7 separate regions of the Homo sapiens genome follow, and all the other regions are linked to region 1. Evidence: chromatin loops called from intact Hi-C (ENCODE). Cell type or tissue: endothelial cell of umbilical vein. All regions are shown on one strand. Region 1 has its middle 17 kb from the start of ABCB5. Region 2 overlaps TMEM196 (transmembrane protein 196). Region 3 overlaps MACC1 (MET transcriptional regulator MACC1). Region 4 has its middle 77 kb from the start of ABCB5. Region 5 has its middle 110 kb from the start of ITGB8-AS1. Region 6 overlaps ABCB5 (ATP binding cassette subfamily B member 5). Region 7 overlaps LOC101927769 (a long non-coding RNA gene).

What was found. Hi-C counts contacts between places; a loop is a spot of excess contacts. Peaks named below come from ENCODE experiments on the same cell type or tissue, not always from the same donor. Only the 100,000 strongest peaks of a DNase experiment are listed, where the experiment ranks them.
Region 2: a loop joins it to region 1, with 10 times the contacts of the local background. A loop is called at or near these places in 79 of 110 quality-filtered maps.
Region 3: it touches region 1 in a loop (14-fold over the local background); 47 of 110 quality-filtered maps call a loop at or near these places.
Region 4: it touches region 1 in a loop (5-fold over the local background); 7 of 110 quality-filtered maps call a loop at or near these places.
Region 5: it touches region 1 in a loop (5-fold over the local background); 3 of 110 quality-filtered maps call a loop at or near these places.
Region 6: a loop joins it to region 1, with 7 times the contacts of the local background. A loop is called at or near these places in 4 of 110 quality-filtered maps.
Region 7: a loop joins it to region 1, with 10 times the contacts of the local background. A loop is called at or near these places in 20 of 110 quality-filtered maps.

Annotation. Positions count from the first base shown.
Region 1 is chr7:20,596,365-20,600,364 of GRCh38, forward strand. No RefSeq gene overlaps it. Among named protein-coding and RNA genes, the nearest start is that of ABCB5, 17 kb to the right of the region's middle. In endothelial cell of umbilical vein, a CTCF peak has its summit at 2,389 (motif pointing left); DNase peaks (open chromatin) are centred at 517, 2,337 and 2,577; H3K4me3 peaks cover 168 bases; H3K27ac peaks cover 2,361 bases.
Region 2 is chr7:19,745,969-19,749,968 of GRCh38, forward strand. All of the region lies in intron 1 of TMEM196 (transmembrane protein 196), which reads right to left. All of the region lies in intron 1 of LOC107986774 (a long non-coding RNA gene), which reads left to right. Among named protein-coding and RNA genes, the nearest start is that of TMEM196, 26 kb to the right of the region's middle. In endothelial cell of umbilical vein, a CTCF peak has its summit at 1,973 (motif pointing right); no DNase peak of the experiment used is centred here.
Region 3 is chr7:20,156,056-20,160,055 of GRCh38, forward strand. MACC1 (MET transcriptional regulator MACC1) reads right to left here. Exons shown (of 7, transcript NM_182762.4): 5 at 2,149-4,000. Among named protein-coding and RNA genes, the nearest start is that of MACC1-AS1, 16 kb to the left of the region's middle. RefSeq lists a silencer at 2,757-2,916. In endothelial cell of umbilical vein, no CTCF peak of the experiment used is centred here; no DNase peak of the experiment used is centred here.
Region 4 is chr7:20,537,020-20,541,019 of GRCh38, forward strand. No RefSeq gene overlaps it. Among named protein-coding and RNA genes, the nearest start is that of ABCB5, 77 kb to the right of the region's middle. In endothelial cell of umbilical vein, no CTCF peak of the experiment used is centred here; no DNase peak of the experiment used is centred here.
Region 5 is chr7:20,439,398-20,443,397 of GRCh38, forward strand. No RefSeq gene overlaps it. Among named protein-coding and RNA genes, the nearest start is that of ITGB8-AS1, 110 kb to the left of the region's middle. In endothelial cell of umbilical vein, a CTCF peak has its summit at 1,510 (motif pointing left); DNase peaks (open chromatin) are centred at 2,684 and 3,714; H3K27ac peaks cover 1,256 bases.
Region 6 is chr7:20,646,235-20,650,234 of GRCh38, forward strand. It overlaps ABCB5 (ATP binding cassette subfamily B member 5), which reads left to right. Exons shown (of 28, transcript NM_001163941.2): 10 at 1,301-1,414; 11 at 1,734-1,844; 12 at 3,788-3,913. Among named protein-coding and RNA genes, the nearest start is that of ABCB5, 33 kb to the left of the region's middle. In endothelial cell of umbilical vein, a CTCF peak has its summit at 2,149 (motif pointing left); a DNase peak (open chromatin) is centred at 2,127.
Region 7 is chr7:20,309,394-20,313,393 of GRCh38, forward strand. It overlaps LOC101927769 (a long non-coding RNA gene), which reads left to right. Exons shown (of 5, transcript NR_110117.1): 5 at 1,642-2,319. Among named protein-coding and RNA genes, the nearest start is that of ITGB8, 20 kb to the right of the region's middle. In endothelial cell of umbilical vein, a CTCF peak has its summit at 2,233; DNase peaks (open chromatin) are centred at 2,238 and 3,358.

The DNA.
Region 1 (4,000 bases):
GTTACACAAATAAAATGTGTAATGATTAAGTCAGGGTATTTAGGATATCCATCCCACAAGCATTTATCATTTCTATGCACTGAGAACATTTGAGGTCCTCATTTCTAACTATTTTGAAATGTACAATACATTCATAACACATTTTTGACTTAGCCTTGTAAGTTAGGCAGTATCACTTCCACCATATTCAATTTGTTGAAACAGCTGCAAAATGCACCCAATTTCAAGGATAAGAGAAAAGCCTTCAATCCCGAGAGGGCATAGCAGTGTTTTGGAAAAGCATGTAGACCTGGAAATATGGCTGTGATCATTTTTCAAATATACAATATAGTATAACTCTAAACATAAAAGAACAATATAAAAAGCAAATAGAGCCACTTTCCATAGCTACTGTGTCTTTCTCGATATAATCACACTATTAGCTGCATGAGATCATTGATTGACTCATTGCTTACTAAGAGGGGGTTACTAGCTAAAAGCCAAGAAAAGAATTTAAGTCATATGCCAGGCATCAGCATGAGTTATCCATACAGTAGGCTAAGCACAGGAAATACTGTCATCACTGCACAAAATGCTTGTTGTGTTTTCTTGGCCACATGGCAAATAACCATTCATAAACTTTCTGTAACAAAGACTAATCTAGAAATTGTGTCAGAAGGCCTTGAATGTATTCTTGCAATTGAAAGACCATTTCAAGCTATTTGTCCCAGCCACCACAGGGACCTCTTTTACTAAAGGCAGTGTTAATAAATCTTGACGAAAACTTTCTAATGATTTTGCAGAGCCGTTTCAGTAAAGGTCCTTATTATTTGTGGAAATATCTTCAAAATGACTTGAATCTTTTACTTCATTTCCACGTCCAACAATCATAGCTCCATGCCATTTAATTGTAACAGATTGTAAAATGCTACATCTTACAAGGCCCAAAATGCAAACGGCTCCATACTGCAGGTCATGTCAATGAACTGTAAAGTTGCTACACCCTGGCAACTTGGAGGGACACTAAAATGATTAGAACCATCTCTTCTACAGTCATTAATTCTAAATCCTCAGCTTCTTAGTCACCGCCTCTCCCCTCTGTGGGCTCATCAGAGACCCAACAGAGAAGCAATTGATTCTTCTCTGTCTCCCACAGTGATGAGAATAGACATGATGGAGAGCATATGAGGACATAAGCCCTTTTACCACAGAATTTACATTCTAGAAGGAGTGACAGATGTTACGCAATTACATAAGTATGAAATATAAATGAAAAGGGATAAATGCTGTGATGCAGAAGCTCCTGGTTCTATGAGAGTGTATTGTAAAGAAACTGATGCACACAGAGAGACAAGTAAGGGGAGAAAAGGGGGAGGAAGAGGGGATGGAGACAGAGAACAACTCAGGCGAGAGCCTGAAGCAGGAGGCGCGTGATGAGTTCAGGGAACTGAAAGAAGAAAATGGCATAGCACCAGGATGCTTGGACCTGTGGCCCTAGATGACCTGGGGGGCCCTTGTCCTGAGAACAATGAAGGGCCATTCACAAGGTTTAAGTCTCCAGATATTTTAATTCCTTCCATTCAGGAGCATGTCTTCCTCAACGAGAGATAGCCATGTCAGGGTAGCCCAGTCATTTTTTTGTGTTCACCTTACTGGTCTTCTGCTATAGTTTGTTACCTGGACACTGTAGCGGCTGTCCACTTTCTGTAGTGTATGTGTTCTCCCTAATACGACTCTTCCTTTCTCCTGGATCTATACACCGCTGACACTTCATCTTCCTAAAGTGCAATTTGCATCACATCACTCTCCTCAGAAACTTTCAGAGGCAAATTCAGGATGGAAGGTAAATTCAAGCACTCCTCTGTTTTTTCTGTTCCTATACCATCTGTCACCCTCACCAGCAGCTCTACTCTTCCCAGAATGAATCTTCTACTTCACCCAAATTGAGTATTTTTTCCCACCATCACACAAATGCTCATGGCATGCCTCCTTCTTGAAATGATCTTGCTTTCTTCCTACCCTAGTCTTAATCATCCATTAGAACAGCACCTGAGTCCCACATCTCTAGAAGCTTCCACAGCCAGTGCAGTTTACATTTATTTCTCTCTCTGGATCTGAGAGCTCTTGTTACCTCTGTTCTTCATATTTGTAAGTGGTCATAAATGAATGCACACTCTTGTGATATTCTGTAACTGTTTAGATAGGTTTATCGTGCTTCTATCAAGGACACAAGTTTTTTCTTATCAGAAGCCACATGTTCTATATTACTCATAGCTCTTAGTTGAAGGGTAAACTTCAGGGAAGAGGACAGCAGTCATTCAAGGATCTACACATAAACACTGTAGAATGAGCCATTCTATTTCATGAGCAACAATGACATCTAGTGGCTGACAGGTTGCATAGCTTCTTCTGACTTTAATAATCGGACAAGGCATTCAGAAAGAGAATATTACAGAATAATTAATGAACCCAAGTTATTCCCACCAACTACACTGCTTATGAAGGTATTTCAAATATGGATTTATGTGTTCTGGCTGCCCAAATGCTTCCCCCATCCTCCTGTGGTCCAACGACCCACAAACTACTGGTAAGAGGTCCCTGCCTGTGCTCCTTGCAAACCGCAACTTCCCTTTCCCGTAGGAAGATCACCAGAAATTTTCATGGAGATTATGCGATTTTCAACTTTCTGCTTCCTGTGAAGATAGAGGTTTATGTGGATAAATATTTATTTTGGAAAGAAAGTATGTAATTGAGTAGGAAACTTGAGATGATAAATATGATAACCAGAGTAGAAACGCACTTGAAAGCCAAATGAGAGAAAGTCAGTGTGGCGTAGAGGAAGTCTGTGGGCTTTGGCTTCTGAGGGACTTGGGATCGGATGCCAGGTCTTCCCATAAAGTCACGTGATCGTTATGACAGACTGACGTCTCTGGGGCGCCATCTTCGCATCCCAAACATTGAAGGCGACATATATACAGCCTACCGGGCAGCTTTGGGGAGGATTCGATACAATCCTATATAGTAAGATTTCGGCCTGGAGTAGGTAGCCCATAAATAATAGCTATTCCTATGGTTTTACATTTTACTGGAAATAATTGTCCTCCTCTTTCCAATTTGATATTTTTTAAAACCAAAAACCTGTTTTTTTATCTGAAATTGTCAATAACTCATTCTGATCTTCATTTAAATTACCTCGTTGCTTCTGATTTCAGATGTTTATGCTGGAAAATAATGAGGTTGAGGAAAATATCTCAAATCTCTGAAAATGACCCAGGAATTCTAATCTGCCATAGACCTCAAAATCTGAATAATAATGAAGGGTGTAGAAGAACTGGAGCAGACTATAATTATTGTTATATATAGCAGTTGAAAAAGTAACCCTTTTAACTCAAGGAACCTGGCTTTGTGGAGGGAGAAAACAGGCCTAGGAATAAATATGTAAACAAATTATCGCAAGAAAATATTGTGAAGTCCTGATTTGTGTGGCCTCCCTGTGGGCAGCACGGGAATCCACAATCACCCTTATAAAATGTTTCCTTAGAAAACATCATCTTGGCCTTCTAAGCTTTACCTGAACCTAAGGTAAAGGAAGAGCTTGTTTCAAAAGTTTACTTTTTTGCTTATTATTTGGAATGTAGCAAACATTTTTCTTATATTAAGTATTATTATATACAATGGTTTATTTCACAGCCAATCCCACAGATTAATGCCAAAGACAGGCTTCAATTACATAACTCCACAAATAGGACTGGTATAGGTAGCAAAAATGGACAGTGATGTTACTTTGGGAATACAGAATAATAGAATTCCTGGGCTGGAAGAAATTTGAGATCTCCATTCTAAATTCTAAGTGAGTAGATAAAAAACACACCTTCTCCCAGTTTCAGCTCTGATGTGGGAGCAAATAATCCTCTCCCCACTTAAGACAAATTCAACCTTCTTCCTCTCCTTCTCAGTATTGTAACAGAAACCACAGGAGGGTGGGGGAAAGATGGACAGGAAACCTGCCTCTAATTCTCAC
Region 2 (4,000 bases), 850 kb before region 1:
TAAAAATACATGATTGCTGAAAGGTGAGATACACAGAAGAACTACATTTTGTGCTGCAGGACATGCACATTCATAGGTTGAAGCTAATACTACTAAAAGTTCTGTTCTTTGACCTACCTGGGAAATTGGGGTAGTCTAAAACGTTACCTATTATTTCTGAATCTAAATGCTAGCTCCAAGAACAATGGAAAGGAGTTATATAGAGGAAGACTTTAACCGATCATCAGTAAATAATTTCTAATCAATAGAGCTGTCCACAACATAGCTTAAGTTTCCTCATAACATAAATGAGGTCCGTTAAACGGGAAATGTTTAGGGAGTCAGTAAATGAGTACCACGTGGGAGTACAGAGGATAAGACTGGTACAAATCTGGCAAGAAGTTGAAGTAGAATCCTATGAAATATACCGACTCTCTTTTTAATTGTAATTTACCACGTGGCTAGATGCTCAATTTTCAAAGAAATGTAGATGCTCAATTTTCGAAGAATTGGAGTTCAGTGACGTATATGTGGCACTATGTAATTCATCTTTGATAAAACAAGTCAATTTAGGCTATTTCAGTGTCCTGGGATATTTATTGTTGTGAATATAAATTACTGAACTCATAGCTATATGCATGAATTGGTTAATTAAGGCTACTGAATCCAGAATTCCAGATAACAGCTTTCTATAACCAAAGAGACAACCACACTATTTTTACTTTTCTTTTGATTAAAGATCATAGCAGATAACTCTTTATGGTTTGTATTGCATAAAATTATAATTGGCATCCACATACAAATTTTGTATTTTGGGCCACCTTCCAAAATAATTAATTGATTTGTATATTTTATAGCACTGCCTGAGTTAGACGAGGTTCAAGGGGGCTTAATTGCCTTGCTCAGAACCTCAGCAGGAAGGAATTATTACTGCCTGATCTAGATTTAGAACGTATGAGATTTTTTCATTTCTGTCTTTTACACTGTAGTTCTTTCTTTGGAATTAGGTAAATCATAGAAAATCCCGGCCGGGCGTGGTGGCTCACGCCTGTAATCCCAGCACTTTGGGAGGCCGAGGCGGGCGGATCACGAGGTCAGGAGATCGAGACCATCCCGGCTAAAACGGTGAAACCCCGTCTCTACTAAAAATACAAAAAATTAGCCGGGCGTAGTGGCGGGCGCCTGTAGTCCCAGCTACTTGGGAGGCTGAGGCAGGAGAATGGCGTGAACCCGGGAGGCGGAGCTTGCAGTTAGCCGAGATCGCGCCACTGCACTCCAGCCTGGGCGACAGAGCGAGACTCCGTCTCAAAAAAATAAATAAATAAAATAAAATAAAAATAAAAAATAAAAATAAAAAAAAGAAAATCCCTATTATGTTTGTGGTGATTTTTACTCTCTGAGGTTAAACCTCTTTACAGTTGAGTTGATTATATGTCATAATTTTAATGAACTAAATATGTATTTAGGTTTAGGGAAGAGGAACACAATCTATAGTTACAATAATAAAAAGGAATGGAGTAATGTTTATCAAGCACTTGCTAGGTAACAGCCTCTAGGCTAAACATTTTGCACACATCATCTAAATGAACCTCTATATTTCAGCTGAGAAAACTGATCCTCAGATACATTTTTTTCATGTCATACAGCAGGCAAGTGGCAGAGTTGGCGTTTGAACTTCAGCCTTTTTAACTCTAGAGGCTAACCTCATTTGGAATTTTTCAATTATGATTTTACCTGAACCCTCTCAGTATTTGGTTGTTTTATTTTCCTCTATTAGAACTAAACTTCAGTTTTGTCTCTTGACAGAAAAATATTTTGTTAGTGTGGTAACAGAAACCAAAGACAGCTGCTGGTTATTTAATGAAGATCAGATCTTGGGTGATTGTGATGCGATGGGATAGGATGGAATACATTTGGGTCCACAGTATGGTGAGGGAGCTTTTCTCCCTAAAGGTTATTGGATTCTAGTCTCCGAAGAAGTACTTTCCTACCACTTGGTGGCAGTAGCTCCCAATTAATTAACAACTAAAATATTGATCGTTACCTCTAACTGGGAGTGATTTGTAAAAAGGATTACTTCCTTCAATTAATTAATTTTTCCATGTAATACATGTATTTCCACTGGTCTCTCCCATGCATATTTATTTATTATTTATTATGATTATGATTTTCTGGGGCATTGCTTACAATGCTATCCTGCATCTCCTAAGTTAAAATCCTTGCGTTTTCCTTTATAACAAAGTTTATACATAATGACAATATAAAGGTTTCCTTCATTCAACCTTATAGATTCAGAGATGTTCACTGTGGCTGTCCAAAAAAAAAAAAAAAAAAAAAAAAAAAACAGTGTAATGACAGAACTTAGAAAGAATGAGAGCTTATCAAACCAGAATTAGAAGAGACATTATAATCATTGAGCATTAACTTATTACTATGCATTTACAATAATCGAGGAACTTTAAGTGTGTTGTCTCTATACACACAACCAGTCCATTTTATAGAACAAGAAACAGGCTCAGAGAAATTTAAGTGATTCTGTCCGCTTAAACGCAGTGTATACAGCTCATAAATGGCAGAAGCAGGACACAAATCCAGTCGTCTGACATAAACATGTCCACCCTCCTCTGTGTCATGCTCCGTCTGATGATGGTAGTACTATGCCTAAGGGAAGACATGTACAGAAAGACTTCAGGAGGGAATATCAAAATTCTAAGAATGCTGAACTCTCCAACGTAAAGACAAGTAAAAGAAATGAGTTCATAGTGATCAAGATACATTTTGCTTAGCTAAAAGGCAAGTGGAAATTTGGAGTGGTCTACTAGAATGAGATAAGGCAGAAAGTTTTTTAGGAGGTAGAGACAATATTTGCCTTAAATAATTATATGAAATTGAAAGCAGAAGACTAGAATAAAAAATTACTATTCCTTAAAATCATGTTTTCTTAGCATATGTTAGGTCACAATAAAATGTTTATATGACTATTTTCAATTTAATAAAATATTGGAATATAACATTTTATGCACATTTTATTCTTAAACTAGAAAATTATTATGAATCAATGTAAATAGTGATTATCTCTGAGTGGCAGGATTATTGGCAATTTTAATGTCATTTTGTTATTTTGTATTTTTCCAATTTTCTACAGTAAACTTGTAAAAAATGATAGGATACTAAGTATAATATTTCCAGAAATTTGTCCTGATCACTTTATTTAGGCCATTGGTCTATGGCTTTTACATTTATAGGAGTTAATATATGAACAAGATAAAAATAAACCAAGAGAAGCCACCCTTCTTAGAAGTGGAGGAAGACCTACTTATAACACGTGATACGGAGAGAGCCAATCAAAATATTTCCCTCTCTTGGCTTAAGTTCCTACTATGTGAATGATTCATTTGAATTAAGTCACAGATTCCCCAAAAGCCATCCATTTAGCATGTAACCTATAAAGTGGGTGGGATTTGCATTCACAAAATTAGTATCCAAGTGGGAAAACACCTTCATCTTGCTTTGTGCGCATGTCACAAACCCTTGGTAATAACCCAGAGCAATGCTAAATGTCCTGGAAAGTTCTGCTCTTTTTTTTAAATAAATTTTTTTGTGTATATTTAAATGTATGGAACATGATGTTATGGGATACATATAGATAATAAAATGGTTACCATAGTGAAACAAATGAACATATCCATCATCTCTTTCAATGCAAGGAGAGAACAAGGCCTTTTGTAAGTTAGCCTTGTATTCATTAACAACTTCTCCAGATTTTTCTCATCTATTTTTGTTGTCTCCTTTATTTCCCTCACTCACAGTTCGTACCTCCAAATACACAACACTCACAAACAATTCTCCTACGTATTGAGGCTAAGCTCAGCCCGCTGCAGTGGAAATTAGAGTGTCAGTGAGTCATGCAATCTTAACTTGCCTGCAATCATAACTCGTCTGGCATAACTATACTACTCTCATTCCTTGCTTGACAAGTTTTCACAGTTTAGGATCAATGTCTTCCATTAACAAAGGCAGC
Region 3 (4,000 bases), 440 kb before region 1:
GTGCTTTAGAGAGTGTCAAGTATATAAGGACAGCCAGTCTCAATGTCAAGAGATGACTGAAGGGTTTGGATCCCACAGTCTTTTTCAGCTTATCGGGTCGCTCCCTGCCACACCAAATCAATATACAATCCTAGAAAAATGTATATTTACTATGCAAATAAAGTTTCAAGAGACAACTCTATACCCCATGCTCCATCACCTGCCAGTCAGAGAACCAGGCCTGAGCCTCTTCATACAGAAATCCTGAAACCTCCACTAAAGCTTGGAAGCTCCCCGCTTGAATGGAGTCTCTACTAGATTTTCTAATTAGCCGCTTGAGGCACTCTGGTAATTATCATACCCCAAAATATACAGGTATGATCAGGCTTGAACTTTCAGACCATCATTAATGACCTTTGGCCATTACAACATTTTTAGGCCACTAAAAAAACAAAAGAAATTAATTTTCCAATTCAAACCTTTGCAGGTGAATGTTAAATATGAGCTATGAGAGTTAATGAGCTATTACAAAATGCACACGCAGCTTCCACCAGGTAGAGCAGCTTCTAACATTCAGTCTCCAATAGTTCTGAATGTCCCAGGGTAGGTAAGAATGCAGCACACCATAAAAAATCTATCAACTTAGCAACTGGATATAGGAGCTTTTGAATTTCAACTTCTCTAAGTATCACTGTAGAATCATCAAAAATATTGAAAGAGAGATAATGTTATATATATTTATTTATTATATGAATCATTGTTAATGCCACAGATTAAATTTGTTCTCCAAATATTTTCTACTTCTTTTGCATCTTGATTAAAACTTTGCTCCTTTGCATGAACCTGCCTATATAATTTTATTTACCTTCTACAGAGCACCAGCCTTTCACAATTATAATATTTAATACAAATACCTACACATACACAGTACTTATACAAACATTTTTATACACACACACATTACTTTGTTTCATGAAGGCATAGTGGCTTTACGCATGATTTTGAAACCAAAAAATATTCAAATCCCATCTATAAGAATAGGCAACTGTAGGACGTGGGCAAATTGTCTAACTTTTTAAGACTTGGTTTCTTCGACCTATAAGATGAAGATACTAGCTATACTTACCCCATAGAGTTGTTAATGGCTAAATAAGCACTAGAGAAGCATTAACAATCATTTTTATTTTTACACTCATGTTTTAACCATTTTTAGAAATATGATCTTGATTTTTTTTATTTTTATAAAATATTGAATTTCTACTTTAAAGGTAAAAAGTACTTTGTAATTCTACACTGAGCCTTCCACTGGGTTGAATACTACACTAAAGAATTTGGCACTGGGAGTCCTATTAAAACATGAGGATTAAGATGAGAATTACTAATATTATTGTTTAGGCTGTAATGCATTGTATACATAAGAATATTAAATTGCTAAAGGATATTGGTAATACATTAAAAAAAAGAAACAGCCAGGTGTGGTGGCTCATGGCTGTAATTTCAGCACTTTGGGAGGCAAAGGTGGGAAGATTGCTTGAGGCCAGGAGTTCAAGAGCATCTTGGGAAACATAGTGAGACACTCATCCCTTAAAAAAAAAAAAAAAATACCCAGGCATGGCGGCACATGCCTGCAGTCTGAGTTACTTGGGCAGCTGAGCCCTGGAGGTTGAAACTGCAGTGAGCTGTGATCGTGCCACTGCACTCCAGCCTGGGCAACAGACCGAGACTTTGTCTCAAAAAAAAAAAAAAAAAAAAAAGAAAGAAAGAAAAAAATCCCACACACACTGAAAAGTAGATCCCTAACAATGGCCAAGTTAGTTCTCTTTAGTTTGCTTTCATGTTATGGAGCCTCTCTGGTATCTTAAGAGTTGTCTAAATATTTGAGACAGGAAGAGAAGTTGTATCTGAACTGTTAAGCCCAGCACAAACAGAACTTTTTATTTTCTTTTAAAAGATGATCCTGGTTTTTGGGGAAATCACAGTTGAATCTCAAGTTTAAGAAACCAGTTTTATGATCATGTAGGAAAAACTATATTTGCTATAAAGTGTCTTTAATGTATTTAAGACTGTTGAATTTTTAAACATTTCTCCTCTCACATGTTCAGTTATAAATATTGTCAAGTTAATACAATTCTCGATGGCAATTCATTACCATGATCAAGCAATACTCACCACAATAAGTTCATACAGAAACTTCCTTGTATTTCTCTCTGTGTGGCAATCTTCCTTTAACTTCTTTATAACATAAGAAACTTTCTCTGATTCTTTGTCTGCTTGAATTTGATCAAAATCTTCCAGGGACAGATGTGAGTAACCCAGGACATCAGCTAAAACTTTCCAATCATAAACTTTTTCTGACACCAAGGTTAATACAACTGAGTAGATATAAGTCAATTTTTTTAAAGGCAGGACAATCTGTTCAAGAAGATTTCTGGTTGTAAAGACACTATCTGACATAAACATTACTTGCTCCTTTGAAATCACCTTGACATTTTTGCAGTGTACAAGTCCAATCTTACCTCTGAGGACTCCTACATACCATTCTTTCACTTTGGACTGACCAATAGCTTTTACCTTACCTTCCCCGAGGAGAGCTATTGTGTCCCCTTTGAAATATTCAAGGAAGTAATCAATCTTGCTTTGTCTTAGCACTGCCTTCAGGGTTACCCCATAGTTGCTAAAGTTCAATGTTTTATCTTGAAATGTAGGATATTTAACAAGAATTTTTGGTGATAAAGGAGCAGACTTGATTTCCTCCTTCTTCTGCAAATAGCCTGGCAGATTCGAGAGTCTTTTTAGGTTTGGGGTTGGATCAGGAGTAGTGATAGAGAACTGTGCAACTGGTTCACCATTGGGAGGCTCCACTTGAACACAAAAATCAAACAAGTGCATCTCTCTGTGCTCAACTAAAGAAAATAAAAATTGTTGATGAACTACTTCACCTGCTTCCAACTGCTTTTGTTTAATTTCTTTCCTTTCTCCTTCTGTCTTTACTTCAAAATCAGGATCACAGGAAAAAATAGAAATACTTAAATCTTGTGGCTTGTCAAGTAAAAATGACTGCTTCCCCCAGAGCTGAAACACAACTGGAGATATGTTTTTTCCACCCTTCTTAATATCAGAAATTGTAAGCTGTCCTGGCATATAATTGTGTCCACAAACTGTTAAAACAACAGTAAAACTGGGATGGATATATTTGGGTCCATAAATTCCAATTGAGGTGGTTTTGTGGATATAATCCCAAATGGTGGCAGCTGGTGACGGAAGAGCTTTAGCTTGTGCAGCAACCACTAGATACATTACCTGACTCAAGTCGATTAGCTTGACTTGGATGGTGTCTTTATAAATGTAGCAGTTGCTTAAAACTTTAAAAGGGCCTTCTTTACCCAAGCTGTGTAAACACACCATTTCTGTCATGACTTGGCTGAAAGGATCCTTTCTTACTTCAGCCCCAATTTTCATCTCCAGCAAAAGGGCTTCCATTGTATTGAGGTTGCCTAACATGATTTCCAACAACGGGCTCACAGTGCACGAAAGATCATGGTTAAGCATGTGTGGCGGATCAAGGAAAGCCCTTAGAGACACCTCTTGGAATTCTCCCACAGCCACATGACCTTGGGGCACATGAACAGTGATGTCTGATTCAGGTAATTGTACTGACCCTCCTTGATGGTTTACTTTGCAAGCTATGGTGACCTCCGCAAGTTGTGTCTGGGCCCATCCAGGGCTCTGACTAATTGTATTCAAATCAAGGCAGGAGCGGGCCAGCTGGCGTTGACTTAACCAAGCCATTTTATAAGCCTCCCGATCATTTTTAAGCCACTCTAAGTCGTGTAGTAGGATCTGGTCAGAGTTATGTATACTCTGATGGGCATGTGCTGTGTCGTCTAAAATGTCCAGAAGTTCTGAAACACTTTTAGATCTTCCAGAATTTCTTGAGGAAGTCTGCCTAAGTAACTGATGCACATCAAGTTCATCACCGGAGGAATCAAAAGAATTTCCATTTTCTATTTCTCTACAGAAA
Region 4 (4,000 bases), 59 kb before region 1:
CCTTAATCCTGGTCCTAAGGGTCTTTCCTTGCACCTCTTATGAGATGAACCTTGCAGCTCATCTTAATAGCGCTAACCAAAACAGCTACTTAGAGTGCGTGAAGGACCTCTTCAAGGAGAACTACAAACCACTGCTCAATGAAATAAAAGAGGATACAAATAAATGGAAGAACATTCCATGCTCATGGGTAGGAAGAATCAATATCGTGAAAATGGCCATACTGCCCAAGGTAATTTATAGATTCAATGCCATCCCCATCAAGCTACCAATGACTTTCTTCACAGAATTGGAAAAAACTGGCCGGGCGCGGTGGCTCACGCCTGTAATCCCAGCACTTTGGGAGGCCGAGGCGGGCGGATCACGAGGTCAGGAGATCGAGACCATCCTGGCTAAAACGGTGAAACCCCGTCTCTACTAAAAATACAAAAAATTAGCTGGGCGTAGTGGCGGGCGCCTGTAGTCCCAGCTACTTGGGAGGCTGAGGCAGGAGAATGGCGTGAACCCGGGAGGCGGACCTTGCAGTGAGCCGAGATCCTGCCACTGCACTCCAGCCTGGGCGACAGAGCGAGACTCCGTCTCAAAAAAAAAAAAAAAAAAAGAGAATTGGAAAAAACTGCTTTAAAGTTCATATGAAACCAAAAAAGAGCCCGCATCGCCAAGTCAATCCTAAGCCAAAAGAACAAAGCTGGAGGCATCATGCTACCTGACTTCAAACTATACTACAAGGCTACAGTAATCAAAAAAGCATGGTACTGGTACCAAAACAGAGGTATAGATCAATGGAACAGAAGAGAGCCCTCAGAAATAACGCCGCATATCTACAACTATCTGATCTTTGACAAACCTGAGAAAAACAAGCAATGGGGAAAGGATTCCCTATTTAATAAATGGTGTTGGGAAAACTGGCTAGCCATATATAGAAAGCTGAAACTGGATCCCTTCCTTACACCTTATACAAAAATTAATTCAAGATGGATTAAAGACATGAACGTTAGACCTAAAACCATAAAAACCCTAGAAGAAAACCTAGGCATTACCATTCAAGACATAGGCATGGGCAAGGACTTCATGTCTAAAACACCAAAAGCAATGGCAACAAAAGCCAAAATTGACAAACGGGATCTAATTAAACTAAAGAGCTTCTGCACAGCAAAAGAAACTACCATCAGAGTGAACAGGCAACCTACAAAATGGGAGAACATTTTCACAACCTACTCATCTGACAAAGGGCTAATATCCAGAATCTACAAAGAACTCAAACAAATTTACAAGAAAAAAACAAACAACCCCATCAACAAGTGGGCCAAGGATATGAACAGACACTTCTCAAAAGAAGACATTTATTCAGCCAAAAGACACATGAAAAAATGCTCATCATCACTGGTCATCAGAGAAATGCAAATCAAAACCACAATGAGATACCATCTCACACCAGTTAGAATGGCGATCATTAAAAAGTCAGGAAACAACAGGTGCTGGAGAGGATGTGGAGAAATAGGAACACTTTTACACTGTTGGTGGGACTGTAAACTAGTTCAACCATTGTGGAAGTCAGTGTGGCGATTCCTCAGGGATCTAGAACTAGAAATACCATTTGACCCAGCCATCCCATTACTGGGTATATACCCAAAGGACTATAAATCATGCTGCTATAAAGACACATGCACACGTATGTTTATTGCGGCACTATTCACAATAGCAAAGACTTGGAACCAACCCAAATGTCCAACAATGATAGACTGAATGAAGAAAATGTGGCACATATATACCATGGAATACTACGCAGCCATAAAAAATGATGAGTTCATGTCCTTTGTAGGGACATGGATGAAATTGGAAATCATCATTCTCAGTAAACTATCGCAAGGACAAAAAACCAAACACTGCATGTTCTCACTCATAGATGGGAATTGAACAATGAGAACACATGGACACAGGAAGGGGAACATCACACTCTGGGGACTGTTGTGGGGTGGGGGGAGGGGGGAGGGATAGCATTAGGAGATATACCTAACGCTAAATGACGAGTTAATGGGTGCGGCACACCAGCATGGCACATGTATACATATGTAACTAACCTGCACGTTGTGCACATGTACCCTAAAACTTAAAGTACAATAATAATAAAATAATAATTAAAAAAAAAAAGAGTGCGGAAGCCTATCCCTGTGAGTGTGGAGACCTCAGGAGACAAAATACATTTTACCTAAGTACAGGCTAACCACTCAATTCATCTTAGCATGAGGCGACACATAAATCCAGGTTTCACAGTCATCTCCAGTTATACTTCCTAGTTCGCTCCCTGTAACATTTGAACCCTTTACATACTGGTGCGTAAACACACCCAGAGAGTCAACCTAAGTGATTTCAAGTAGTCCACTAGGTGGCAGAGGTGTTTACGAGGAAGTGAAGCTCAACAATGCTCAAGTCTCCAATAGTTCAGCAAGCCAGGAAATGAAAGAGAACCTAATTGGAGAATATATGGTATTTCTGAATTACAACATAAATATGTATTAAACTGTGAATCTACCCCACCCCCAAACACATACCACACTACAGGGGTTTCAATTTTAAACAAGATATGAAAAACCATCAAAAATAGCAGCAGCTACCTGAGTCAGCCAACAATGCTATTTTAAATAATTTTTAAATAATTAATAAACATAATTCATCACGTAATTAAAGACAAAAACCACATGGTTATCTCAATAGATGCAGAAAAGGCCTCCAATAAAATTAATCATCCCTTCATATAAAAAACTCCCAATAAACTAGGTATTGATGGAACATACCTCAAAATAATAAGAGCCAATTATGACAAACTCACAATCAGTATCATACTGAATGGGCAAAAGCTGGAAGCATTCCCTTTGAAAACAGGCACAAGACAAGAATGTCCTCTCTCACCATTCCTATTCAACATAGTATTGGAAGTCCTGGCCAGGGCAATCAGGCAAGAGAAAGAAATAAAGGGTATTCAAATAGTAAGAGAGGAAGTAAAACTGTCTCTGTTTGCAGGTGATATAATCCTGTATCTAGAAAACCCCATCATCTCAGCCCAAAAACTTAAGTTGATAAGCAACTTCAGAAAAGTCTCAGGATACAAAATCAATGTGCAAAAATCACAAGCATTCCTATATACCAACAACAGACAAGCAGAGAGCCAAATCATGAATGACTGCGCATTCACAATTGCTACAAAGAGAATAAAATACCTAGGAATATAGCTAACAAGGGAAGTGAAAGACCTCTTCAAGAACTACAAATCATTGTTCAAAGAAATAAGAAAGGACACAAACAAATAGAAAAACATTCTATGCTCATGGATAGGAAGAATCAATATCATGAAACTGTCCATATGCTTAAAGTAATTTATAGATTCAATGCCATTCCCACTAAACTACCATTGACATTCTTCACAGAATTAAAAAAAACAACTTTAGAATTCCTGTGGAAGCAAAAAAGAGCCCATATAGCCAAGACAGTCCTAAGCAAAAAGAACAAAGCTGGAACCATCACACTACCCAACTTCAAACAATACTACAAGGCTACAGTAACCAAAACAGCAAGGTACTGGTACAAAAACAGACACATAGACCAATTGAACATAATAGACACCTCAGAAATAAGACCGCACATCTACAACCATCTGATCTTCGACAAACCTGACCAAAAAAAAGCAATGGGGAAAGGATTCCCTATTTAATAGATGGTTCTGGGAAAACTGGCTAGCCATATGCAGAAAATTGAAACTGGACCTTTTCCTTACACCTTATACAAAAACTAACTCAAGATGGATTAAAGACTTAAATGTAAAACCCAAAACTATAAAAACCCTAGAAGAAAAGCTAGGCAGTATCATTCAGGACATAGGCACGGCCAAAGATTTCATGATGAAAACATCAAAAGCAATGGGAACAAAAGCAAAAATTGACAAATGGGATCTAATTAAACTAAAGAGCTTCTGCGCAGCAAAAAACACTATCATCAGAGTGAACA
Region 5 (4,000 bases), 160 kb before region 1:
CCAATAAAATAATGGTACAATATACATAAAAAGAGCATCTGGACAAACAGGTATGCCAATAGACAGCCTAGGCCGCATGTGTGAATAAGTAGATCATATGAGCCATCTGAGCTTCTTTAGCTGGGTTTCTTATCTTCCAGGAAAAATAAAAGGGGGCTAGTGATACAGAAGGGCTGGGCTTCCAGCCAAACCTCACCCTTAAGCCTGGAACTGCAGCCCTAAGTGAAAACGGCTAATCCCGTTTTTCCGCCCAAATATTGCCTTTTTGGCCCAACCTGCCGCTATCCTGTGCTCATTAAAGACTTCAGCTAGCAGAGTAATACAAGTGGCTGAGCGACAAGCAGAGAAGCAACTGAGTGTTGGAGACTACAGATAGGCATGGCTAACCTCAGATAGTGTGTCTTCGCAGAGGAGCCTGGCCAGAGACAGCCAGGCTTCAGGGAAAGATTACCTTCCCATCCCTTTTCCAGCCTCTCTTTCCACTGAGAGCCAGCCACTGCTCAATGATGTCTTCCACATTCATCACCTTTCAACAGTGAGTGTGACTGATTCTTCCTGGATGCTGGACAAGAGCCCAGGTGTCTAGAGGGCAGGGGCTGCCCCCTTGACCCTCTACTGAGCTGATTGGCACTTAGCTGTCCCTGGATGGCAGAGCTGAAAGAGCATTGGTTGTAAGACGCTTGGATGCTGCTGCTGCAGTGCCCGCATAGAGCCTGCTCCCTCCAGAGAGGAGTGACCAGCCAGTTCCAGCATTTGTTCGCTCTGGTTCCTACAGTTGCTCACTCACACACTCCCTCCCGCAAGGAGTGGCCAGCGACAGGCTGAGTGGAATAAGCCACTCCAGGTGCTGCCCACAAAGGGGTCAAGGGAACTAACCCGTCTCATCTGCTGGCTCACCCAGGTTATGTCAGACAAGTGAGCTCATATGGAAATGTCTCTCTTTTGGGTGAAAGGAACGTTGGTTTTGTGGCTCTGTTTCCCTTCACAGAGGTCTAGCTGTTGACTAGGACCAGAATATGGTGCTGAGGAACCGAAGGAATCTGGCTGAGGCTACTCCTCAGTGTTGTTGGAAGGTCCCAAGACTGAACTCTGTCCCCGACCACCCTAACAGGCATCGGCCAAGACCCTCAGACTTTGCTGTGGTATCTTTGTATCTTTTCTTCTTTCACGGCTTCAAACTGCTCCTATCTCTTCTTTAACAATGTTAAACTGCAGATATGTTAGCACACCAGCGCCTGCGAAGCCTTTCCTCCCATGACTGAGGGGTCCTTATCAGGTGAGGGATACACTGATTAAAGGAACCCATTTCCATAGAGCAAGAAGGTCTTTCCCCCGGTCTCCTTCCTTATGCACTTTAAGCTGTTTTTTTTTTCTTTTCTTTTCTTTTCTTTTCTTTTCTTTTCTTTTCTTTTCTTTTCTTTTCTTTTCTTTTCTTTTCTTTTCCAAGTGAGAGGATCCCCTTCCCACCTCAGCACTCTGCTTATGATTGGGAGGCAACAGAGGAGCGACCCCTGCTGGCTGAGAACTGCAAATTTGGCAAGACCCATCTAGGACTTAATCTAAATGAATCCGCGCAGCTCCTGAAATAACTTTTTGTCTCAAACTAGATTCCAACCTTCAGATTGAAGCCCTAGAAAGGAAAACCAGATCTGAGGGCTCCAAAGCCAGGCAAAAGACACAGTGTAAGTGGGTGGGACTAATTCCTGCCGATTAAACCACTGCTTCATGGAAGGAGGTCAGGCTCCAAGGCATAAATGAGGCCCAGGGACTCGAAGGTTGTCAATAGTAGGGGAGGTAGAGGCATAGGTGAGTGTGGATAATTCCTATTCTCTAGGCCCTCCCTGATTCATGGGTGCAAGCCACATTGGCACGCACGGGTGGCACCCGCCAAGGTTGCTGGGACTTGGGGATACAAAGACAGAAGAGAAAGGAGATGCCTGCTTTCTCTCTCCCTCATACCCTGGGTTATTGCTGAAAGAAGGAAGGGAATTGAAGGACCCCCCATTCCCTGTCTTTCAGAATGGGCGGCAAGCTATCTTCACCACCCTTTCAAAGCTAGGTTTGAGTCCCTTTGAGATGATGTATGGACAGCTGTTTCTCACCAATGATCTCTTGCTAGACCAAGAGAACTCCGACTTAATTAAACATTATAACCTCTTTGGCTCACTTCCAACAGGAATTGAAACAACTGTTGGAGGCCCAGTCGCATGAACTAGGGCCACCTCTGTTCAACCCAGGGGACCTGGTACTGATGAAAACACTTTTTCCTTTTCTCCCTCTCTGGCGTAGACTGGGAGGGACCTTACACTGCACTTTCTACTCCTATGGCAGTAAAGTTCACTAAAGTAGATTCTTGGATTCACTATACCCAAATAAAGGCCTGAGAAGCTGACGGGATTACCCGTCAACCCAGAAGAGCACCCAAAGTACCAATGTGAAGAGATCGGAGACCTCAAGCTAAAAATCTCAAAAGATAAGTGTTAATAATAAACCTTCCATGGATATCCTCTTTATAGTCTTGCCTACACTTGCTGTTCCTACCTTTGTTCTGTTCTATACCGCGAGGCACAATATTGTTTTCAGAATGATTAGTATGTTTTGCTTCTTATTTCTGTAATCTTTGGCACTCAATTCTTCCCCTGCATAATACACATATTTGACCCACGCACACGTCACCTTGTAAAACTTGTTTATTTCTCTTGCCTGGAGGCCATCAAACTCCAAAGAGGCAGGCAGCTGGAGCCTCAGATGATGGCTTTCTTTTGCTGGGGATCCTTGGGTAGACCTCTGGGAGGAATGTGGCTGTCATTTTCCCCAAACAACACCCCCTTTCAGCAGGAAGTAGCTAAGACTTGTCATTGTCCATATTCTAAGGGCAGTTAGATGTGCCTCTTCAGAGAAGGGAAATGATACAGAACGTCTGGGCTCCTAGCTAAACCCCACTCTTAAGCCTGGAACCACAGCCCTAAATGAAAACAGCTGACCCTGTTTTTCTGCCCAAATATTGCCTTTTTGGCCTGCCCCACCCCTATCCTGTGTCCATAAAAGACTTCAGCAGGCAGAGCAACTCAAGTGACTGAGTGTCGAGGATACAAGTGGCTGAGCAGTGAGCAGAGAAGCAATTAAGCATCAGAGACTATGGATAGACGTGGCTAACTTCAGATGGTGCAGCATCAGAGAGGGGCCAGGCTTCAGGGAAAGATCACCTTCCCATTCCCTTTCCCACCTTACTTTCTGCCAAGAGCCACCCAATAAAGTGCCACTCAATAAAGTGTTCCACATTCATCAACTTTGTTTTTTTTTTGTTTTGTTTTGTTTTGTTTTTTTTTTTGAGACGGAGTCTTACTCTGTCCCCCAGGCTGGAGTGCAGAGGCTCGATCTTGGCTCATTGCAACTTCCGCCCCCCAGGTTCAAGTGATTCTCCTGCCTCAGCCTCCTGAGTAGCTAGGATTACAGGCATCTGCCACTGCGCCCAGCTAATTTTTGTATCTTGGCCAGGCTGGTCTTGAACTCCCGACCTTGTGATCCACCCATCTTGGCCTCCCAAAGTGCTGAAATTACAGGCATGAGCCACCGTGCCTGGCCACATTCATCAGCTTTCAAACAGTTCATGTGACCTGATTCTTCCTGGACACCAGACAAGAACTCGGGTGCCAAGAGGGCAGGGGCTGCCTTCCTGACCCTCCACTGAGCTGGTTGGCACTTGGCCATCCCCAGACGGCAGAGATGAAAGAGCATTGGTTGTAAAACACTTGGACGCTGCGGCAGGGCCCACACAGAGCCTGCTCCCTCCATAGAAGAGTGACCAGCCAGTTTCAGTGTTCATTCACTCCGGTTCCCACACTCACTCATCCACACACTCCCTCCCACGAGGAGTGGCCAGCGATTGGGCTGAGTGAAATGAACCACTCCATTTCCCACCCATGAAGGGGGTCAAGGGAACTATCTGAGCTTCTTTAGCTGGGTTTCTTATATTCCAGGAAAAATAAAAGGAGGATAT
Region 6 (4,000 bases), 50 kb after region 1:
ATGTTTTTATTAAACAAATATTTGTTTCCCTCAAATTATCTGTATACACCTTTAAATTATAGTTATGAATTGACAGCATTTATTCATCCAGCATGTTTTAGTGTCCTCGCTGTGTCAAGCATCTGCATTCCGCTTTTGGAAGAATCATAATTGAATTCCCCACTGGGAAATACACTGAGTTTTGTTAATCTAGCAGTGAAAAAGGCCATTCTCTTGTGAGACTTTTCCTTTCATCTGGGCTGAGATCAGACGGAGTTCTGCATTCACCTTGCTAAATGTCTTCTCTCTGGAAATGGTCTGTAGAGTTTACACTCACCTCCTCTTCCTCTGTCCTTTCAGCATGTAGTAATTTAAAAAACAGACTACATATAGCTCTGTCCAGTATCACAGTTTGGAGACTTTTAAATTCTTATGGGTTATGTGTTAAATAATAATTTATTCAGTTATCCTCTTAAGTTACAATAAACAGATCAGTTCAGGATTAAGAAACATTTGTCTTGAGGAACCAAAATGATCTGCTCTTTATACTTTGATCCTTGTTTGGCCTTTCCATTCTTACAGATTTCTCTTCTTTCCATTAAATTCATCTTTTGAATTTGAGGCATTCATAATTAAGACTTTTAGCTATTCATTTATTTCATATAAAGTGAAATGTGAGCATGAACGATTTTTCACTCATCCTTGCTCCTCAATTTATGTGTGGCTGGGTATCTGGCTTACTAAGCCTAAGCATCCTCATCTATATGATAGGAGTAAGAGCTCCTAGCTTGAGGGATTCTTTTCTTATTTGACTTTTTGCAGAGATGAGTCTGTCTTAAAATGGACAGCTGTCCCCTAATACAAAAATTCAAAAACGGTTTGAGTGAAAACAGTACAATGTCTCTGAGCCAATAAAATCTACTGAATTTTTCTTTTTAAAGTTCAAGGGGTCACCCAACAAGGAGGGGAGTGCAACTCACCATGGGGTTTATACATGGTCAGCACACTTCAGTTAGCAGATTTTTCTGGTCACACATCCCAGCATGTGATAACCACAAGACTATGAGATAATCAAAAGTTGTTCCTTATTAGGAAAAGGCCAAGGATACTTGGATTAATCTGTGTTTCTATTGCTTCTCGGCCTTTTGGCTAAGATCAAGTGTAATCTGTGTTCTTTTTTATTTGGTCATATCTTCCATTCTTTCTTACCTAATTCCTCTAATATCTCTCTGTGAGCCTAAACCAATAATTATATATTACATTCTATTGTCTTTCTTATATAACTGCAGAAAGATAAATATCACTTTGTTTGTTCCTGTAGGTTTTCTTTAGTGTAATCCATAGCAGTTATTGCATTGGAGCAGCAGTCCCTCACTTTGAAACCTTCGCAATAGCCCGAGGAGCTGCCTTTCATATTTTCCAGGTTATTGATAAGGTAAGACCTCTTATTGCTTTGAAGAATAACTATCATTACTGCAAGAAGGAGACAAAAAAACATACACCCTCATTTTCACTAAAACAATAGGATGGACAAATTTAATGTTGGCCAGTTGTTTATGGGAAAGAGAGACTGCCTTTAATTCTTTTCTAAGAGGAGATTGTGTTGTATTGAAACCTTCATGTCTAACTCAATGCACTTCTAAAGCAGAAAGGAAACTGTCATGGAAGAAAACCATCCTTATACTATTTTTAAAATGTAGAGACTGTCAGTTTACTCCTTTGAAGATTTATAACATTTCCTTTGTTTTTCCAAGAAACCCAGTATAGATAACTTTTCCACAGCTGGATATAAACCTGAATCCATAGAAGGAACTGTGGAATTTAAAAATGTTTCTTTCAATTATCCATCAAGACCATCTATCAAGGTAGGTTAAAACAAATTACGCAATTGTGCAGTTTTCTGATATTATCTTCTACTGGCCAAGATCTTCTCTGACATGATTACTTAGGATCACTTTTTTCCAAGATTTTGGCTACTTTGCTTAGAGACTTGAGGAGGTAGATAAATAATGGACAAATAACTCTGGATCAACTAGTTATATTTTGCAGCATTCTTTCTATATTCAACTGACTAAAGCATTTTCAGCTCCGTGAAATTCTTCTACTCTGGGTTTGGGAACACACCTAAATGTCTTGGGTTGACGCTGCCACCTGTTGGTGGTTCCTAGATGCTACCCCACTCAACATACTCATTTTAACCCCCTCCTCTCTAACCTAGGAGAATTATGCACATGTGCCTTTCCCTTCTTCCTTTCCTGGGGCTTTTACTGCAGCAGCAATTGCGGCTAGTACTTTATCGCCTTTACACACACGCACACACACACGCAGTTTATCGTACTCCATCATTCAGTCTTTGACAAGTTCTTGTGAAAATGTGTGTCTTTTTTATTGTCTTCCCCCTTTCACTTCATTAGTGTATTTACCAAAAAAGTAGTTGTTGTTAAAGATTGCACAAGGCGATTACTAATAAAACACTGGCTTCATAGAAAAAGACATGATTTTAAGTGAAATAGATAAAATTACTAGTGTGATCAATTTCTAATGTCTGCTACAGAATTTGTATAAAGACCTACCTACTCCTACTTCCTTATTTTTTTTCTGATTAAAACTTTGATCGAAATTCTCTTTTCAAAGCTCTTTAGTTTTGAAAGTTGTTACTTAATTACCGATTACCATTATTGGTATAGTATTGACTTCCACCATTTTTCTTAACTGTACAGTATTTCAAACTACATTTTGCAACTGTATTTGGATTGGCTTCCTAGGGACTTCAGCACCAATTGTGCCATTATATTGCATGGGAAAGTGTTCTTTGGGTTTTAAACAACTATTTTTAAAATGAACTTTTGAAACATAACCCTTTTTGTTAAACTAAAGAATGAAATTTTGGGGGGGTCCACCTATTTTAAATAAATAAATTCTTTCAAGGAATGACCAGAAACCAAATCTAGAGTAAAAGTGCAGGTGTGAGAAGAGGTACTCCTACTGGTGGTCCCCGATTTCTCACCTCCTTCAGAGAACTTTTCTCGGCTTGGCCCTCTGAAGGTTTTATGTTTGGCTTATGCAAAGGGTCCATTGCTTTACAAATGGTGAGATCAAAGCAAGAGAATTCAAAGGGAGATTCCCCTGTTTAGGGCTAACTACATACAGATGCAAGCAAAGATAGGTGAGAATTTCTCAACAGGATCACTGTTGTCATTTCGAGAGGGTAATTATTGTGAGGCTTCAATCACATTGCAGGTCCCTGGCACACTAAATGCTGTAGCAACCCCAGTCATTGAGAAAATGTTTAAAGTGTTCCCTCATGGGTCACCATGAGCCCACCAAGGTTTCTAATGATAAACTCTCATCTATCGGGAGCCACTAAGAAACTTTGCCAGCTGTTTTCCTTTAGAATATGCTTTGCAATTATGTTAGTATGTCCTAAGGAGGAGCTTCATTAAATAGCTTGTGAAAATATCTGGCAAGATCTCATTTACTTGTTACAAATTAAGACTTTCATTAACTTGATAGTCAAAATTCATATAAAATATTTTAGTTGAAAATGTGAACAGTTTACTAGTTAATATTCTGAAGTACTCTTAATTTAGTTCTCTTTACATAGAGAGATAATGATAGATTCTTTTACTACTATTTTCTGAAATTATTCAGGCTATTACTACACATGTACATGAAACAAACATAACAAGATCTAAATTTGTTTTTAGAAGAATTTGTTTTTGGTTATAATTATGTACTCATTTTCTGAAAATGTGTCCATCATCTTCTTATTGTGGTTTTATGATTTTCCCTCCATACATTCCAATAGATTCTGAAAGGTCTGAATCTCAGAATTAAGTCTGGAGAGACAGTCGCCTTGGTCGGTCTCAATGGCAGTGGGAAGAGTACGGTAGTCCAGCTTCTGCAGAGGTTATATGATCCGGATGATGGCTTTGTAAGTGCAGCTAGCAAAACCATGCACAGTCCACCTAATGGAATCTGGAAACACCGCAGGGCTGGCAGCTCTGTAACTTTTCATTTT
Region 7 (4,000 bases), 290 kb before region 1:
CACACTCACCTACTATTTTAGAATTGTTTGTAAGTTTTAGGTCTTGTAAGTTTATGAAAACAACACTGACACACCATAATATATACTGGTTTCATAGCACTTAACAGATTTGGTAAATTTTACCTACAAGAAAATCAGTTCTTTGAGTTTTTCTTAGGTTACTGATTTTGCATTTAAAAGTTTTTACCTTGATTAAAGACTCCAGGTTTTCTGGGGGACTGTGTAGTTGACTTAAAAACTAACCACTATTATACAAAATTTTAGTTGAGAGAAACTATCTGTGTCTTCTTTTTTTTATTGCTATGATTATAGAGCCAACACACACAATCATGTAGGTTGAGCACTGCCAGGGAGCCCTTCTCAACCTATGTGTGGGGCTTCATATATAGTGGGATTCATTTTGCAATTCCCACTGAAACTATGCCATGAGTTTGCTCATCAGATGGAAAAAAAATTTCTGCTTTGATAATGTCGAATGAAGTATTGCTTTACTCTGTAAATGTATAAAATGTAACATTTTAGGGTTGAGGGGACACTTAGAGATCTTCTGGTTCTCCTCTTTGGTTTCATAGAGAAGGAAAATGCCCCCACAGAAATCATGACTCCTTACCACAATTTTATCACCATATATATACCCTAAGAGTCAAGATTAGAGATGGCTCTCCTGATCCCTGGCCTTGGGAATATCGCTTTAAAACCATTCAAGGCGACATAGAAAATATTACATTTCTATCACATAATTCCGTAGATACAACCTTCTAAGTTTTTAGCTTAATTTTCTTCCTAGACAATTTTGTATTGTAAATTACTAGAGGACAGAAATAATTTCTGGATAATTCTGTGGGCAGCTTGCTATGTAATCCAGCAACATGCTAAGTAGGCTTTTTTTTGAGAAAGGATGTCACCATCTTCATTGATTAATGTAGTGGAAAATATTTAGAAAAGGAGCTGTTTCATGCTACTCTGGCATCTATTTTGTGAAAGTATAATTTTGGAATATTGACATTAAATAACGGAACTAGAGTTTCTTAAGAATTACAATCTTTACTTTCCCATTAGTGTATTGGGAAACTTCACTAGTTTATTCATCTTCTCTATGGAGGTTTTCTTTATTACTATCAACCCACACTTTCTCTTTTCTTCTTTTTTATTACTCAACACCAATGTGTGGTTTTTAATGAATTATTTTAATTTGTTCCTGTTCTCTTGCTGCATCTAGAGAGATTGTCAACTCCTTGTGTACTGAGGTTGTCGTTTACTTTGTTTTCGCTTCTCTATGATGCTGGGTGTGTATACAGCCATTGCTAAATGTGTACTACTTAAGGTGACAAGAATTGAGCTAGAAACACTTCATCAAAAAGTCCTGACTAATTAGAAGCAACTACCAAATGTAGTCTATATTGCCAAAAAGCCTTATCAAAAAGTGTATCATGAATCTAAATGCAAACAGAATTAATGGTTAATGAGAAAATTTTTACATAAATATTACTCTAAAACAATATCTAATAGTGATGTCTAAAACTTTTTGAGTAGATTAATGCATACTGATTAAAAGAACAAACAAGGAGTTGAAACGAGTGCATGTCATCACAAAATCATAATGCCTTTTAAAAAACATTTTATCCTTTTCTTTTTTTCTAGAACTGAAAGGGGCACATGGCAGATACAATCATAAACTTTCATTTCGGAGAGCAGTAAAAAAGGAGAAGAAGAACACACTGGTACTCCAACAAGTCATAGTTTCTGCCAGATGTTGCAAAAGTGAGTTAGATAACTGACCTTTCTTCTGGGGCCTGTGTCAACTTTGAATGGAGCTTTCAATTGTACAATAAGCATCTGGACAGTTTTGACATCTTTATAACACTCTTTGAGTTCTTAAAAAGCTACCATTTTGTTTAAAGATGATTTATGTGAAGATTAAAACAATTACTTAAGTGCTAAGAATAATTAATCCTGTAACTCCATATCAATACCATTATCTTCCCAGAACTGGGTCTCTAACTACTAATCATAATCAAGACACCAACTGTCAAATCAAATCAAAATTAAAATTTGATTAATTATTTGATGATATTAACATTCAAATCTAGTTCCTTCTTAGGCCTAATTTTGTCCTTATGTTTGCTTTGCACTGAATTATTGTGGTTTAAATAGCCCATTTTACATGACAACTTTCAAACAAGAGCATAAATTCTCATAAAAACAGGCTAAGGAATTCATAATGATAGCTCTTGGCCGCCACCTAAAGGTTTATTTCTTGTTTTATTTTACATGAGACCTACTATGCATTCCTTTTATAATAAAATTGTTGTCTTGTCATCACATGTTTCTGCATAAGTACAGGGTAAAAAGACTTTTTCAAGTTTGTTTTTTCACCTTTATGTAGTTAAATTAACAGCATATATAATTATATCTACTTTTCAATTCATTCAACACAACACACACAAAGAAAACCAGTTTAAACAAGGTTCTTTTAAATGGTCAGAAAATTTTTATGCGTTTAAGAAATAGTGTGTTCTTATTATGTATCACCCCCCACACCTAAGGCCCGTAATGAAAGAAATTTAACTAAACTCACATTTACTGAACCACTGTTGAGTGTAATGTAATAGAAAACTCCTCAAATTCCATCAAGAACATTAACAGATATAACTTCTTCATTACGCTTGAGAGTAAATGAGATACTATAATTAATGATTCTTGCTCCGTATCTTATTATCACTCCCTTTATTCTCCTCCTAAAAAGCACTTGATTGAATCAAGCTAAATATCTTCAACGCCTTACTTGGACTCTGACAAAGTCAACCTTGGAGAATGGATTTATGATATCATAGGGAAAATTAGTTATGAACTCTACAAACTTCTCATTTCAAAGCTCATATGGATAGAGCATCTATGAATCACTCAAATTCTTGTTAAACATATAGACAAGTTGCATTAGCACATGCACTTTCCAATATATAGTCCATGTACTTATCCTTGATTTATCTATAGAACGCCATTCATGATTTTATTAATTCAAAAAATATTTACTAGGCACCTACTATGTGCCAGGCACCCATCATTATCAGTGTTCAGTAAAGCAGACTGGTCTTTCCCTTCATCGATCTTGTGAAGGCAACAGAAAATGAACAAAAAAATAGGTAAAACATATAAAGATACTGGCTACAAAGGAACTGAATACCATACCATTATAGGGAATAATTCTGGGGAGACACAGACCAACAATAGGTAGGTAAGTCAAGAAAGGCCTCTCCTAGGAGACAGTTTTTAAACTGGGACCTGAAGAATAAACAGCCGGCTCTGCCAAGAATAGAGAGGAAGAGGTGGAGGAAATTGTGTACGCAAAGGACAAATACTAACAGAGGGCCAAGGGAACTAAAGCAGAGTGAGCCAAGGGGAGTGTCATGGATGGGATTAGAGAAGTAAGCAGAAACCAAATCATGCAAGGCCTTGAAAGCTATGGTAAGGATTTGGGGTTTTATTTGAAAGAGAATGGAAAGCCATGATAGCAGGTTAAAAAAGGAAGTAAATTGATCTGTTGGCTGCATGAAGAAGGAATTAGAGGCAGCCAAGAGAAAAGGGAGATAGAAGTCTATCACAGAAATACAGATGGGAGAGATGATGGTGATGGTGACATGGACAAGGTGGTAGCAGTGGAGGCAAAAACAAGTGATCACATTTGTGATGCATTTTGGAGTGAGGCCTTGGTGGATCAGATGACCCTGTGGTTCTGCTGTTCCTTCCCAGCTTGTTAGCATCTGCTGACATAACTTTGAAAAGCTGACATAGTTTTCCAAATAAGATTTTAAATCACACCCAAGCTTTTAATTCAGTTTTTTTAAGTTTTAAAGAAAATATCTTAATAGAATGACCAATTTGTACATCGAGAAACACTTATTATATAGTATCTTCTGCAAATGAAATAGTCCACAAAACTAATTTTATAAATAATGGAAGTGTATCTATTAAAAGCAAAAGAGCTTATTTTACTTTAACC